Regions from separate parts of the Homo sapiens genome. Here region 1 is linked to region 2. The links are chromatin loops, found by intact Hi-C in ENCODE. Cell type or tissue: MCF 10A. All regions are shown on one strand. Each heading gives the region's core, and the rest is flanking DNA. Links, peaks and the distances in the headings are about the cores only.

Region 1 (8,315 bases), core at 47-8,046, 1.8 Mb after region 2:
TACATACTACAGCCATCACATGGTCAGAGTTCATAAGTAACGAGGCATCTCACAGAGAGAGAAAGGCCAGGTACAAAGCCCTCGAGACCCAGCTATGAGCGTGAAGCCTTCTTGGACCCTCCAGCTCAGCCTATTCTGCCTGCTGAATTCAACCAAGTGGGTGACTTCAGCCAATACCAAGTAGAGCAGAACAGCTATGAGGTGAACTTATTTGAAAAGGAATAAATTATTCTTAGGTCAATAAATTTGGGGATTGTTTTTAATGAAGCCATATATAAATGAAATCGTTTTTGACTTTGGCTGAACATTTGAATCAACTAGATGGTAACAATTTTAAATGATCTGGAACCAAGCCAAGAAAATTGACATTTTTAAGGGTAGAGTCTTAGCATCCCTATTTTTAAAGGCTCCCAAAGTGACTGCAACACACAGGCAGTGTTGAGAACTATGTAGTTAGTGTTGCTTGTGCCCAGTTCTGCTTCTAAATAACTTCTCCTGTAACATTTAAAAATTCCCCACAGTTTAGCCTTATGTCATCTAGCTCTGTTGCTTTCAATTCTTTAGTCTGAAACGTTTTATTCTTCAAGAACACTCAGTCCTAAGCATTCTGAAAATAATATATCTGTTTGATGTGAAGTGTAATTAATGGATCATAACTTTAATGATTTGGTTTTCTATGTGTTTGTCTGCTTGCCTGTTTTTAACAGTCTGTTTTGTGTATCTGCATATATCTCAGTAGGAAGAGAGTCAATAAATGAATAATCAACTCATTTCTGACATATGACTCATCGAACATATATCTAAATCTTCAGAGATCATTTTTTTTAACAACTTTTTCAGGTGTTTTAAATCTTACATTGCTAATGTGGGAAGTTGTCAGTAAATGATTCAGTGTTTCTATAAGCAGATAATTTCAGTATTTCAAATTTCTTTATATGCCTAAGAGAGACAGGTATCTTTTCCAGATGTTAAGTAGAGACATAAATGCGAACTTAGATTCAATTAGCAAGTTCATAAAATAGCTTATATATTTAATAGATACAATTAACTGATATTTTGGCTTTTTATCAAAATAAATCTTCTTTCAAAGATTAACACATTTTTATTGAGGAGTAATTCTATTGGGTTTATAAAAATCTTGAGAGTGAAAATGAGTCTTGCCAGTTCTAATTTATAATTCATTACTGAAGTGCTTGCATTAAAATACATTGGAGATGGACAAAAACAATCATTTGAATCTAGGTTCCACCAATTACTGACTGTGTGAACTTGATGAAACCACTTAGACCCTCTCAGTTCAGTTCCTCATTTATAGTAATAATAGTATCTATATCCCAAAGCTATTTTGAGGCTTAAAATAAGATAATGTTTCACTTGCAATTCTTATAGGAAAATTAACATTAAGTAAATATTATCAATCTTAATTATGTCTCAGTATCATAATAATGAGCTTGTTGAAACACAGCTAAGAAACACCCCCTACACATCATACCTCTCATCCTTCACTCCATGGAGAAATAAAAGAGGCAGGAGATATTTGAGAAGAAATTCATGAATGGCAACGTAGATTAACTGCCCACCCCTTAAAACAAACATGGATGGCAAAAAATAACATTTGAAAATATGCAAAAAATGAATGAACATTTATTGAATGCCTACTATATGCTATGTACTTTGCTAAGAGTCAACCAAAAAGTTAACAACACACTTCAGGAAGAAAGATTATTGTCAAGTCTTATCAATTATAGATACAATTGTCTCAGAATGTTCTTGGGGTAACCAAAATCTTGCTGAATAGTGTTTAGCTAGCAGAGTGATTTTAATTAGAATCACCTGATTAATACTAGCTTAGTATCCAGGAAGCTAATTTCATTTCTATTTATGCATAGAACCATGTGTAGGATCCAAGACTCCCGAGTTCCAGAGAGGTGCGCTTTCCATTACAACTTGCAGCTGTAGAAATAAAAGAGAACAGTAAATGCTACTTGAATTTCATGATTTCAGATATCCAGTAAAGATGAATTCACTTGCTGCACCTGCTTGTTGTTTTATCATTCCATTTCCTATCTCCCATGTGAAATTGCCCACAGACACAACATCTATTTAAAATGATTGGATCTTGAAAAAATGTAAATTGATATTTTATACCCCATAAGTTCTTCTGCAATGGTAATATCTGTGCTATATGCACATTGAAAATTAAATCATTTTTAAGCTAGCATAGGGCCTGTCTAATAAAAATCCTTCTGAAACCCCACTGTCTTCTCAGTAGCAGCTTTTCACAGTGAAGCATTTAAGCTTTTAAAAAGCACAGAACAAATGTGATTGATTATCAGTTCACTTGCCAGATTCTGCATTGAAATTAAAGAAAGTAAAAGCTCTTCTATGAAAGTGATATAACCACCTGCAATATTAAACCAATAAAACATGTGTTCAGCTATTTATGAAGTGTCTTGACCCAGATATATAAAGTAGCCTTCTAGTATGTAGGAGACTTATATAGTAACTGATCAATCCTTTCTAACTGTGGCAAAACAGTAAAAAGCATACCAAATTGACTAAAAGGCCAAAACACTCTGAAAGAATTCCATCATTGAAACAAATATGAAGTTAGCCACACTTGTGATAAGCAGGACAAATGAAAAAATGCAGCCTATTAGTATGGATGTAGGAGATATTCTAAGAATTATTAATTCATTAAAAAAGATTCCCGGTGCCTGACACATAACAAAACTAGATTTGATTGAGCATTCACTTGTTTTTCTGCTTATCTAAATATTAGACAACGCCCTGATGATTTTCAAGAAGCTGATACAATTCTTTGCAAATAGCTCTGTTATCTATAAATAGCCCATTTCTACTTAGCCTCCATATCATCTATTTTAAATAGCTACAGATAATATTTGTGCATGCTTTGTTGTTTAAGAAGTATAAACACAACCAATAAATGCTGAATTATCTAATAAATAGTAACTTTGGGATTCAATTTAGAGAGAAGCCAATCTGAAACTTGGATGGATCTATTCAATAAATCTGTTCTTTTTGGAAGGGAAGATCTTAGCAACAGAGAATACAAGGTAGGCTAGAGCAGCATGCAATCAACATCAAAGGTTACTAGGTTCCAGGTTCCTAGGCTACCAGGAATTTTCCAGAATGATGATAAAGTATTGAAAGCGTCTTGTAGCTGTGGGTTACGTAAACCTATATGAATGGGTGACAACGAAAGGACAAGGCTTCATTAAGTAGGAGGACCACGTTTTAAAAAGGCAACAACTTTGCCCCAGACAAATAGAATGATTGACTATGGGACAAGATGGACAAACTAAAATGGGAGAGAAATCAATAATGGATTACTAAAACATGGGTGTAACTCAGAGAATCGGTTATAAGAAACAAAGATATTTCTTATTTTACGGGAATCACCGAACAATGTTAAATCAGTGACAAAAACAAGAGACAAACAAACCCATTCATTTACTTCACCCTGGGGCTGCTTTAGATTTAGGCCTTTGATGTGGTTTACGCAGCCTCACACGTATAGTATACGGAGACAGTGGCAGGCATGAAGGTAAGCTTCTGGCAGGGAAGAATGGCATTTATTCCATGTATAGCAGAATTCTTCACCTTTGGGTGTGTATATGGGTGTGTGAATGAAAATTTTCTGTTTGTATTGCTTCATGCAACCACTATTTATTGATGATTTAAACATCCTCAATCAGGGCAAGATTTTAATGTACGTATATTTAATTTTTGAAATAAAAGTTCCATCAACAACGTGATATTAAAGCCAAGCCACTACCATAATGAGTAAATATAAAACTGAAGATAGCAGCAAGATAGAGCCGCAGATATAAATAAAAATCAGTAAGCCTAATATTCTGGGAATATTCATCAATTATTGTTTAAAGCAAGTCCAACACAAAAGTTCAAAATGTTTTAAGTCATGACTACATGATCATAAAATAAAGAGGACATCACCAAGGTGGCCAACTTATTTGACAACCAATTCTGGTAACGATAATAAAATATTTCTATGATGTATAATCACACCGTAAATATCGATAATTCTACCCAAACTTTGTAGCAAAGAAATACATTTTTGTCTTCTACCTCAAAACTTTGTATAATAGAAATGTAGACACTATGTTAAATACTATGAACTATATTGTTCATATTTTCAGAGCAAGAAATGAATGTTTACTTGAAGTTGTTTTTCTTCAAAAATTACTTATTCATATATGGAATAAATAGCCCAGAATAAATACAAAATATTGAGTCTTCTGATTGTCACAGTTTCAGTCATAGGTTCTGGATTTTTCATCGAATGTGCATGTATTCACAGGATTGATAATCCAATAAATTGCGCCCTACTCTCAGTCTGATGATGGATGAGGCAGTGGCAGTGTTGCTCTATACATGAGCACCCCCTTCTGGCCCAACCTGGATACCCATTTCTATTGTAACAACAATTTATTTGGAATATCCCTTACTATATCTTAGATAAATGCTATCCTATGCAAATATGTAAATAGTGATATCACCTCAAGAACTTAGCTCAAGGTGCCCTGTGAATATTTGTTTCATTTTAAAAGCAAACAGAATGAACAATTAGATTAATTTATATTACTTTCCCATTGCTACTGCAAGAAATCACAACACTTTTAGTGGCCTAAAAGAATGCAAATTCATTATTTTACAGTTCAGCAGGTCGGTTGTCTGACATGTGTCATTCTGGGATAGAATCAAGGTCTCAGAAGGGTTTTTACTTCTTTCTGGTAGCTCTTAGGGAGAATGTTTCTCTGCCTTTTTAGCTTCTGGAGAATGTCCACATTCCTTAGGTCATGGACTATTTCCTCCATGTTTAAAACCACCAAATTTGCATTTCTCTGTATTTTTCTCTCATATGTCTCCTTCTTATTCTCTCCTCCACATACTACTACCATTTTAAGGACCCTTGTGATTACATTGCTTCTATTCTGATAATTCAGGTTAATGCCTTTTTTTAAAAACAATCAGGTGACTAGCAACTTAAGCTCATCATGCCAGGACCTGAACATATTCACAGGGTCTGGGGATTAAGACCTGGGCATTGCTATGGTGTGAATGTGTGTCTCCCCCTACCCCCGAGCCCTGCATTCATATGTTAAAATCCTAACTCCCATGGTGATAGTTTTAGGACATGAAGGCTTTGGGGCGCGGGGGTGATTAGGTCATAGAAAGGGAGCCCACATGAATGGAATAAGTGCACTTATGAAACAGGCCCAAGATAAGCCCCTCATCTAAATAAACTCAAAATAAAGACTCAAATAAAATCAGAAATTAAAAGGGTGACACTCCAACTGATACCACAGAAATACAAAGGATTACAAGAAACTATTATGAATAAATATATGCCAACAAATTGGATAACCTAGAAGAAATGGATAAATTTTTTGACGTATATAATCTACCAACATTGAATTATGCAGAAATAGAAAATCTGAACAGACCAATAATGAATAAGGAGATTATAATTAGTAATAAAAAGTCTCTCATCAGAGAAATTCTCAGGACATGATAACTTCACTTTTGAATTCTACCAGACATTTAAAGAAGAACTAATACTAATTCTTCTCAAACTTTTCCAAAAAATTAGAGAGGAGGGAATATTTCCACATTTATTTTACAAGGCCAGTATTATCCTGACACCAAACTCAGACATGGACACTACAAAAGAAGAAAACTATAGGCCAATATCCCTGGTGAACTTAAGTGCAAAAATCTTCAACAAAATATTTTCCGACCAAATATTATGGAATATTTAAAAGATCATTTACCATGATAAGGTGGGATTCATTCCAAGGATGCAAGGATGACTCCATACGCAAGTCAACTAATCTCATACATCACATTAACATAATAAAGAAGAAACACCATATGATTATTTCAATAGGTGTAGAAACAGCATTATACAAAATGTCACATCCTTTCATAATTAAAAAAACCTCTTAGCAAATTAATTACAGAAGAGATGCATCTCAATATAATAAGGACTGTATATGACAAACCCACAGCTAACACCATACTCAATGGAGAAAAATTGAAAGCTTTCCATCTAAGATTGAGAACAAGACAACAATGGCCAAGCTAGCCACTTCTATTTAACCCAGTACTGGAAGTTCTAGCTATAGCAATTAGGCAAGAGGAAGAAAGAAAAGACATCCAAATTGCGAAAAAAAGGTAAACTGTCCCTGTTTGTAGATAACAAAATCTTAGATATAAAAATCCTAAAGACTCCACCAAAAAACTGTTAAAACTAATAAATGAAATCAGTAAACTTACAGAATACAAAATCAATACAAAAAATCAGTAGCATTTCATACACTAATGGTGAGCAATATGAAAAAGCAATCAAGAAAACAGTTTCATTTACTATGGCTAAAAAAAGATATAATAATTAGAAATAAATTTAAACGAGGAGGTGAAAAATCTCTACACTGAAAACTATAGAACAGTGGTTAAAGAAACTAAACAAGACACAAATAAATGTAAAGATATCCCATATATATGGTTTGGAAGAATTAAACTTGTTAAAATGTCCATACCACCTAAAGTGATACACAGGTTCAATGCTATCCCTGTCAAAATATTACTGTCATTCTTTACAGAAATAGAAAAAATAATCCTAAAATTTGTTTAGAACCACAAAAGTCTCTGAATAGCTAAAGCAATGTTGAACAAGGAGAACAAAGCTGAAGGCGTTGCATTACCTGACTTCAAAATATACTACAATATAGCAAACAAAAAAGTGTAATACTAGCATAAAACAAGACACATAGACCAATGAAACAGAATAGAGAGCCCAGAAAATCCACACCTTAATAGCCATCTGATTTTTTATCAAAGTGCTAAGCACACACAATGGGGACAGGACAGTCTTTTCAACAAATGGTGGTGGGAAACGGGATGCCTGCATGCAGAAGAGTGAAATTAGGCCCTTATTTCACGAAAAAATACAAAAATTAACTCAAAATGCATTGAAGACTTAAATGTAAGACTCGAAACTATGAAATTACTAGAATAAAACACAGAGGAAAAGCTTCATGAAATTGGTCTTGACAACTTTTTTTTGGATATAACTTCAAATTGCAGGCAACAAAAACAACTATAGACAAATGGGATTACATCAAACTAAAAATGTTCTGCACAGCAACAGAAAATATCAAGAGTGAGGAAACACTCTTGAGGTTTGAAAACATTTTCTTGAGGAAGAAAATATTTGCGAGCTATGCATCTGATAATGGGATAATACCTAAAATTTATAAAGAATTCAAACTATTCAATGGCAAGAATACAAATAACCCAACTAAAAAATGGGCAGAGGACTTAAATAGACATCTCTCCAAAGAAAATATACAAATGAACAACAGATATATGAAAAAAAATCCTTAACATCACTAATTATTAGGGAAATGCAAATTATACTGTGATGACATATTACCTCACTTCTGTGAGGATGGCTATTACAACAAAGACAAAAGATTACAATGATAGCGTGGATGTAAAGTAAAGGAAATGCTTGCACACTGTTGGTGGAAATGTAAATTAGTATACTCATTATGGAAAACAGTTACGGAGGTTCCTCTAAACTTAAAAATAGAATTACCATGTAACCCAGCAATCCCATTACTCAGTGTATACCTAAAGGAAAGCAAGTCAGTATGTCAAAAGCATATCTGCCCCCATATGTTGATTGAAGCATTATTCACAATAGCCAAGATACAGAATCAACCTGTGTCCATCAATGAATGAATGAATTAATTAAAAAATATGACATAGACATATCTTGTTTCATTGCACTTTACTTAATTATGCTTTACAGATTTTAGATTTTTAAGAAGGTTTGCGGTAACATTGCATCAAGCTAGTGTATTAGTGCTACATTTCCAATAGTATAGTATCACTTCGTGTCTCTCTGTCACACTTCGGTAATTCTCACAATATTTCAAACTTTTTTCACGATTTTATATCTGTTATGGTAATCTTGGATCACTGATGCTTTATGTCACTGTAATAATTGTTTGGGGGCACCACAAACCTCAAACACCCATGTAAGACAGTGAACTTAATTGATAAATATTGTCTGTATTTGATAGCTTCACTGACCAGCCATTTCCCCTTCTCTCTTCCTCTCCTTAGGCCTCCCTCTTCCCTGAGACACAACAATATTGACACTAGGCCAATTAATAACCTTACAATGGCCTCTAAGTTTTCAAGTAAGGAGGGTTGCATGTCCCTCACTTTAAATCAAAGCCAGAAATGATTAAGTTTAGTGA
Region 2 (8,315 bases), core at 199-8,198:
CCCATTATGTATCTTCTGAATTACTGAGTTCACTTCTAAAATAAACATGTTTTTCTTCTGTCAGTTCTTATACCAAAATATTCATATAAATTTTACTTATAGTAGTAAATACGATGCCACAATCATCTTCATTTGATTATGTCTTTCAAAATTTAAAGGTATTTTTAAGTTCCTGTCCATTTTTCTTCTGGCATGAATAAATTTAATTTTTTAATTTTCAAAACTTTATAATTAAAACCATTTTTAAGCAACATTGAGGACGAAATTAGCATGAAGTGATACTTGAAATTCATTTAACAAAAACACATTTCCCTTTTTAAAGACTGCTTCAGAAATGTTTACAAAATAAACACCAATATTTGCACCGTGTAAACTGTGTACATTTCTTGATTTTCCTTTGCTTTCAGTCTCTGATGAATTAAGAGAACATGGCATACTTCTGGGATCATTGATCAGTGTTCTTTAGGAATGATGAGGCACAGGTACCTTTCTTTTGAACTTGTTTCATCAATTTTCTTGTTCCTTCCTTGAAATCTATGATTTCCACATTGGGCACTTCTGCATGAGAAAAAGATGACTGCTTATAATATTGCTTTCTTGTAAGAAAACATATTCAAGCTTTGTTTCACTGATAAAAATCCCTAAAGAAGAAAACCCTCAAACATATTTATGAATTCCTCCATCACTCAACTCAGTAAAGTACTAGCCAATTTGACTAGGATAAAATCAGCATTTCTGTCAGTCAAAAATCTGGATTAACTCCATTTCTAAGTTAATTTGAGATTTTTGTTTGTTTTACCTCCTAAGTAAATTCAATTCAGTTAGACTGAAGAAAGCCCATGGGGTAATAAAATGAGCCTGTATATGGGCAGCAAAAGATCTGGATTTGAATTCTGTAATAATGTAGTGAGTTACTTAAACTCTGAACATCCTTATAACATTAATTATAATGTTAGGATAATAAAACCTATATAGATGGAGAATACCAAATATAATTTACATAACAATTCTAGGTAAATATTAAGCTGTTTAAAAACCATTAGTAACTTTCACCTAAAAAGAATAGATGAAATTGCAATAAAATAGAGGATAAAGTACAGCATTTGCCAAGCCCGTTTAAATAAGATATCATGGAAATCATGTTTCTTATACAAAGAGTTATACTAAGCAGGCAGTGAAACTGAGAGAAATACTTTTTTTTTAAATTGAAGTATCTGTTTTACTGTTTGTTCTGATTTACTATTTTAATTCTAATGTAATTCTAATTATTAATGTAATTCTCAAGCTGTGTTTTATATTATTCTGATAATGTCTGTCCCCAATAATGTTTTAAAACTCTTCAGAATATAGCTCTATGACTTGCAACCCTAATCACGATTTGGGTTCTTATCTTATTATAAGAATAAGAATATAGCTCTATGACTTGCAACCCTAATCACAATTTGGGTTCTTATTCTTATTATACAGAATAATCTTATTCTGTATTTTAAAAATCAAGGGGTTTCCTTTTAAGAAAATAGTTTACACTTCCCAGGCAAACACTAAAACTATGCAGGTTTTGTATCACTATCAAATAAAAAGTAAAAACATTGGGTAAGGAAAAAAAAGAGCTCTTTCTAGACAACTTCTCTCTTACTCATATGAACTTGATCAGGACTTGCAATTAATTTTTGAAATTGTTCTGTATAGACCTCTATATTTGAAGCTTCATTTTCTGTCTCTGGGCCATGTCAGTAAAACCCACACATCTCCCTGTTAAGCAAAGCAGCTGGCTTTTTAAATGTGATGTCTTTTAGTTCTTATTTACAATCCTAATCACATCATTGATTTCAGTAATCTTTCAGTAAAAGTAGTTATTAATGCTGTCAAAAGCAGAAACGGGGATTCAATGTTGTTTTCTCTTTTTTTAAATAAACCTGGATAATTAAGATTAAGCCTAATAATGTGACTTTAGAGGCCTCTGGGTGATTAAGCAGTTTCCTGTGGTTGAGGATGCAACACAGCACAGACACCACCCTCGCTTAAAATTCTACATACCTCCCAAAAAATAACCACTTATACAAACCACAAACGGTTAAATAAAAATGCTAGGAGTAGTCAATCATCATAACACAAAGGAAACTAGATTTTTGTATTTTTCAGACTCAAAACACAAACAGCACATAAAATTTTATTTGACTGATTTTTTTTTCTGTAATTTAAGACAACCCATAGTGTGTATTTTGTCTACTAAGGCTACAAAACTAAGGTGCCATGACCTTTTTACTAGCCCAGGTATGTTTCTAATGCTCTAAAGAATAAAACAATGATCTGAAAAAGAGAGGATAAAACAAATATGAAGAGGTTAAGAGACATTTTGGAGAAATAAGATATTTTAATATCCAAAGCAACGGAAGAAAAGGGTAAGATGAGGTAATACATTTTAATTTTTAGAAAAAGAAGTCATAAGGCAATAAAGACTGTCATTTTGATTGAAATCCATTTATCTGCATTCTGAAAGATAGTATGGAACAAACAAAAGTTTTCAAAGGACTATTTACTACCAAAAGACACAATACGTGAAGAATCTGACAAGAATGCATGTTCAATGTCTGTCATCAACCCACCTCCCCAAAACCAAAAGAAAATATATGCACACACACACATATATATATGCATATGTATACACACACACACACACACACACACACACTTTGGAATCAGTATCACAAACCAGTGCCCAATTTAAAAACATTCCTGGACCTCTTATTGATCAATTTCTCTTACAGAAAGGAGCAGAGTATAGTATCTGAACTGAAACAGTATTATTAGAAAATGATATTGTGAGCATTAGGATGTATAATTCATGTTGCTTTCATTTGCTCAGACCATTGTAAAAATCCATAAATCATTTTTTGTTCATGTATTGCTTAAGTGCAATTTGTCATTTTGCATTAGAGGGCTGCTTCAGCTCATTCAGTGCTTTTAATTCACTGTTTAGAGTTTAACAAAATGTTGTCCCTGCTTGATAACTGAAAAGGCACTGAAATGTGAAGCCACCCCAATATTAACTAGGTTAAACAAAATGGAGAAGCACATTTCTACTTTCAATATCAAGATAATGGTGCTTGATGGGATATCTAGTATTTTCAATCCCAAGAACAAGGATTGGTTTGTTCTCTGATGGGCTTGAAGGATTAAAACACAGTAACTAAAGAGTTACCTGAATACTTAAAATTGCATATGCTATAAATCTTTCCCAGAAATTCCAGTCAGCATTCACTTTTTACTATAGATGAACAAAAACTAACACAATGTTTGTGGCATTGGTTCCAAAGCCTTGTCTTCCCACCTCTTAAGTTAGATTACACTACCACAAATAAACCTATTTCATGCTTACCCATAAAAGATGCAATGCACTTTGGGTCTTTTGTATTTGTTCTCTGAGCTGTGCTTGCTGAGAATGACAAGTGCCAGGAACAACCATCTAGGTCAATCCTGGTGGAGCCTGGTTATTGATAAAGTAATTTTTCCTTCCAATTCTAAAAAAAAAAAAAAAAAAAACTTCCCTCAAAGCTCTGGGCACATAGCAATAATAAGAGGATTTAGAAACAAATTGCTTTCAAGTCATGTTAAATCACTGCAAACACTCATTTATCCAAAGGCTGGTTAACAAACTTGTTTCTGCCCCACCCTTTGCAGCAAAGGGCAGAGAAGAAAGCAATCCCTTAACCCAGTTTCAAAGTTTGTAAAACACACTTGTGGGATCCTTAGCGCCCCCCTGTTTCTGCTGCACTTAAAGCCCAATGAAATAAAAAATGTGCACTATCACTCTAATATATAAACCAGGACTTTTATGAAAACTGATTTTGATAACCTCCCTCCAAATAATAAAACTATTCCTCTGTTTCTTAGGGTGCAGTTTGTCCTGGCTCAAACAGTTTGCGCTCCTAGGGGGTGGACGGGGGAGGGTGAAGAAGGGATTACGTACAAAATATTTCCTTCTCCTTTTCCGCTCCAGTAACGGGGGGATTGAGGAACACAGAATATACATGATGCTCTACACTTCAAAGAGGTAGTCAGCCTCATTACTGAGGCTGCCGTATATACAAACCTCATCTCACTAAATTCTGGGGTCCACGGGAGTAAGAATGAAAAAGAAAAACGAAAGGCAGGGATCTGTTTGATTGACACAGCAAGGGAAAAAGTAAACCTGTTACATTTTAGAGGCATTTTAAAAGGCAAATTTAAAGTGTTGTTTTGTTTTGTGGGTGACGGGGCATGGTTGTTTTAAAGGCTCTAGGGTAAAGGGGCATAGAAGGCTATTAATGCCACTATCTGATCTTGGCTCCAAACAAAATGCTCTTGGAATTGCCCTTGGCTGGAGCTATCTAGCGGGAGGCGGAGGACCAGGCTCTGTTCTGTTCGGCCGGGAAGAAGACCCTACCGTCACTCCGCCGGTCCCTGGCTGGCGCCACAAAGACTAGAAGTCGGAGAGGCGAGACCTCTAGGGGGCCTGGGCTCAGCGACGCTGGTGCGGACACAGACCCCTATGACCCAAGAAATCTTGTAGAGCCCCCAAAAGGCGAGCTCTCCAAAGCAAAATTCTCTGGCCTGCCCTATGCTGATTTCGCCGCTAGGAGACGCCTGTAACCCACGTTTGCGGAGAGAGTTCCATTCAAACACATCTGCTACCAAAAATAAAAATAAAAAATAAAAAAAAATAAAAGCAGCTCAAGTGTTACAGTGGATGTAGTGATTATTTACAGGCAAATCTGGCCATCTCATCTCCACCTCTGGAAGCTCTCTGGCTTTCAGCATATGCCCCAAGTCAGCTCAAACTTCATCTACATTTCAGGGGTAGAAACCCTCTTCCCCAGTTTCTGGATCTGCATTGTCATTCAGCTGCATGTCTCCCACATGCAAACACGCGCGCACTCGCGCGCACACACACAAGTGTTTCCATACGTACAAATGAACGCATTAGAAAATTACCGTCATTTTTTAAAAGGCTCCAGGATTCTGACGAGTCAGCTTGAAGAGCTCAAAACATTTCATTTCAATTCTGCAGATCTGAAGAAAAAGAAAGGGGGGAGGGGTGGAAGTACAGATGCAATACCGTATTAATATTCAGATACACTATAATCTCCTTTTCATTGATCCACAGGTCCCTTTATACACTGCCGCTCCATTCTCAGCCGCAGACGTGATGCTAAAATCATTTTAACTGCAGCGGTTTTCGCTTGGCTTTGGCCAGTCTTCAATTTACTGCAGCTGGAAAAGGATTAGCCATTTTTGCTGGAATCCTTTCCTTCTAAGCGCTCAAAGGCAGGACCCATCTTCATGAAAGAGCCAAGTGCGGGGGCCGGGGGGACCCGGCGTTGCGGGGAGTTGGGGCGCGGAAATCAGGGCAGTAGACGTGCATTCGCGGGACTCTCAGAAGCACGTCTCAGGCTACTATCACGCCCATGGACACTAGCCCTCCTTAACTCCTTGCCAGGAGGAAATGGCAACGTATCTCCAGGTCGGAAAACGACTCTACTTTTCCCGCAGGTTGTGGTGGTGTATTCTTGGGTCATTCATTACCAGAAAGCAGCAAAGGACCTTCCTATCTCTTTGCATAAAAAGGAGATTGAATAGGGGCTTCTTTCGTGAATAAACAACCAATTCCTTGCTAGTGGCCCATTAATTAAAAATATATATTTATAGATCTTTCCTTAGAGAACTGGCATTCTATCCACTCTCCAGCATTAAAGAGTTCGCGCTGTGTTTTAACTTCACAAGAACTAGCTATGTGGATGTGCCGCGTTGCCCCTGCGCCTCCGGAAGGGGCACTCACAGCTGGTCAAGCGCGTCCTTCGGAACTCGGGGAGGCTCCGTTGGGGCTTACACAGAGCTAAGCCCTGGGCCAGGGAGGATGGATGCAAGTACCGTGCATGTGCAAACGTGTTCGCAGATACCCGCAGCGGTGCACACTCGGGCCCCTCGTGTGCACGGGCCCTGCCCACCACCCCGCCCGCGTTCGCCGCCGCCCCACTGTCCTCATCCCGCGGGCTGACCCCAGGATTGGCAGAAATCAGTGGTCTAATCTAGCATGGTGGGTAAAGGGATCGATCTCCAATTGCCAAAAAAAAAATAGAAAATAGCCGGTGTTCCCAGCCGCTGCGTGGCACTTGGCCGCACAAGGCGCAGGGATATCAGAGGCGCTTTGCAGCGCTTGGCGGTGCTGTGTGCCGGATGCCCCAGAGCCCGGCGTTAGGATGGCGGGCTTGTAGGAAGCGGCTCAAATCAACTCCTCAGTCACTGATGAACGCGCTCACGGCTCGAAGCTAGGTCCTCGAGTGAGTTAATCTACTTGGTAAGTATTTTGTGAATATGTATTTTGGGAGGAAAGAAGCACGTCGAACGCGTCTGCCCGTCTGTAAGCGCTGTCATCCCCACATCCTTTAGCGTGAATTCCTCCGCTTTTTAGGAGTCACCTCCACCCCCTACTCCGTATGCTTCGCGCCTTTCCTCACGGCCCCGTCAGACCCCCTCACCTTTAGATTGACACATGCCATATAATACTCACTTTTAAAATGCCCTGCCAGTCTCTGCTAGGGTCCCTTAATTAGGTAACCCTTGCCAATTAGTGGGCCCTGCGCTACTTTTTCCCTTCTCGATGATTTATTTCCATGATGCGTATTAGGGAAAATACCTTAAAGGAAAAAGAATGTTAGCATCATTGGAAATCCCGCTCCTAGGAGAGGATATCGCAGCTGTTGCTATTATGTTTTCGCATTTGCTGATGCAAACAGGGGAACCTCTCTATTCCCTCCCCATTACCTGCGGCTGGGGACTGGGAACTTTCCGCGGCATTGTCCCCAGCCAGCGCCTCGGGACCTGCGGGGCTGTTCTCGCTCTCACACTCACACTCACCCCGGCCGCTCGGGCGAGAGTTCTGTCCCGCCCCGCCCGGCTGCCGCGTGACGTGTCTGTTTGGCGGCCAGTTTGGCCAATCATCGGCAGCTCGGTGGGTGGTGCTCCTGGGCGATTGGTTGGCAGAATGAGGGCGCTGCGCAAAAACGGAGAAGCCGAGCGCTCGGAGCTCAGAAACTGCCAGCCCAGACCACAGGCTCAGAGGCTGAAGCAGGAGGAAGGAAGGACTGGAAGGAAAAAGAGACAGGTTAGAGGGAAAGAGGCTTGGGAAGAAAACAGCAGAAAAGAAACTGCTCATTACACTTACAGAGAGGCAAGTAACGGTGGAGATGAGGACAGAGGGAACCAAGACTCTGAAAGACAAAAAATACAAATAGAGCGAAAGAGGAAAAAAATGTCAAGAAGAACATCCATCCGGAGAAATGAAGAGAATGAAAGTTTTAAGCTGCAGAGCCGTTCTGTGCTTTTCCGGCACAAAATTATATCGCTGATTTTAAGCCCTTTTGCATTTGCCAGCCGTTGACATTAAGAGGCATGTTTAACGGTGCCAACAGCATCTCCTTTTCCTTCTCCTCTTCCTCTTCTTCTTCTTCCTCCTCCTCCTCCTCTTTTTCCTCCTCCTCGTTCTCCTCCCATCAGCAAGAAGACAAACCGAGGACAGTCTTGAAATATCGAAATTTCCTCTTTGGGATTTGCCAGCGCCAAGACTGTCGGAATAAAGGACGCTGACTATTGTATTATTGTTATTTTATTAATTAGTCAGTGGAAAGATTACAGATGAGGAAAGGGGACGCCTGTCACCCTTCCTGTGCTAAGATTTAAAAAAAAATGAGGCTGGATTGCGGGAAGCTCTAAAATGAAGCAAAAGGAGTAAGATTTTTAAAGACAGAAAGCCACAGGAGCCCCCACGTAGCGCACTTTTATTTGTATTTTTTCAGATTTTTTTTTGTTTCGTGGTGGTGGGGGAGGTGATTGGGTGGCTGACTGGCTGCGGGAAGCTACTTCCTTTCCTTTTGGAGATGATTGTGCTATTATTGTTTGCCTTGCTCTGGATGGTGGAAGGAGTCTTTTCCCAGCTTCACTACACGGTACAGGAGGAGCAGGAACATGGCACTTTCGTGGGGAATATCGCTGAAGATCTGGGTCTGGACATTACAAAACTTTCGGCTCGCGGGTTTCAGACGGTGCCCAACTCAAGGACCCCTTACTTAGACCTCAACCTGGAGACAGGGGTGCTGTACGTGAACGAGAAAATAGACCGCGAACAAATCTGCAAACAGAGCCCCTCCTGTGTCCTGCACCTGGAGGTCTTTCTGGAGAACCCCCTGGAGCTGTTCCAGGTGGAGATCGAGGTGCTGGACATTAATGACAACCCCCCCTCTTTCCCGGAGCCAGACCTGACGGTGGAAATCTCTGAG

The links. Peaks named below come from ENCODE experiments on the same cell type or tissue, not always from the same donor. Only the 100,000 strongest peaks of a DNase experiment are listed, where the experiment ranks them.
Region 1: it touches region 2 in a loop (20-fold over the local background); 4 of 110 quality-filtered maps call a loop at or near these places.

Annotation. Positions count from the first base shown.
Region 1 is chr4:134,931,088-134,939,402 of GRCh38, forward strand. It overlaps LOC105377438 (a long non-coding RNA gene), which reads right to left. Exons shown (of 3, transcript NR_188430.1): 3 at 1,624-1,953. It overlaps LOC105377437 (a long non-coding RNA gene), which reads left to right and starts at 3,175. Exons shown (of 4, transcript XR_939216.1): 1 at 3,175-3,568. In MCF 10A, for the core only: a CTCF peak has its summit at 4,394 (motif pointing left); no DNase peak of the experiment used is centred there.
Region 2 is chr4:133,142,225-133,150,539 of GRCh38, forward strand. PCDH10 (protocadherin 10) reads left to right here and starts at 7,070. Exons shown (of 5, transcript NM_032961.3): 1 at 7,070-8,315. The coding sequence starts at 7,917. PCDH10-DT (PCDH10 divergent transcript) reads right to left here and starts at 6,892. Exons shown (of 9, transcript NR_125885.1): 1 at 6,805-6,892; 2 at 4,975-5,052; 3 at 3,380-3,521; 4 at 487-558. RefSeq lists an enhancer at 6,814-6,873 and a silencer at 6,984-7,123. In MCF 10A, for the core only: a CTCF peak has its summit at 4,618; a DNase peak (open chromatin) is centred at 4,627.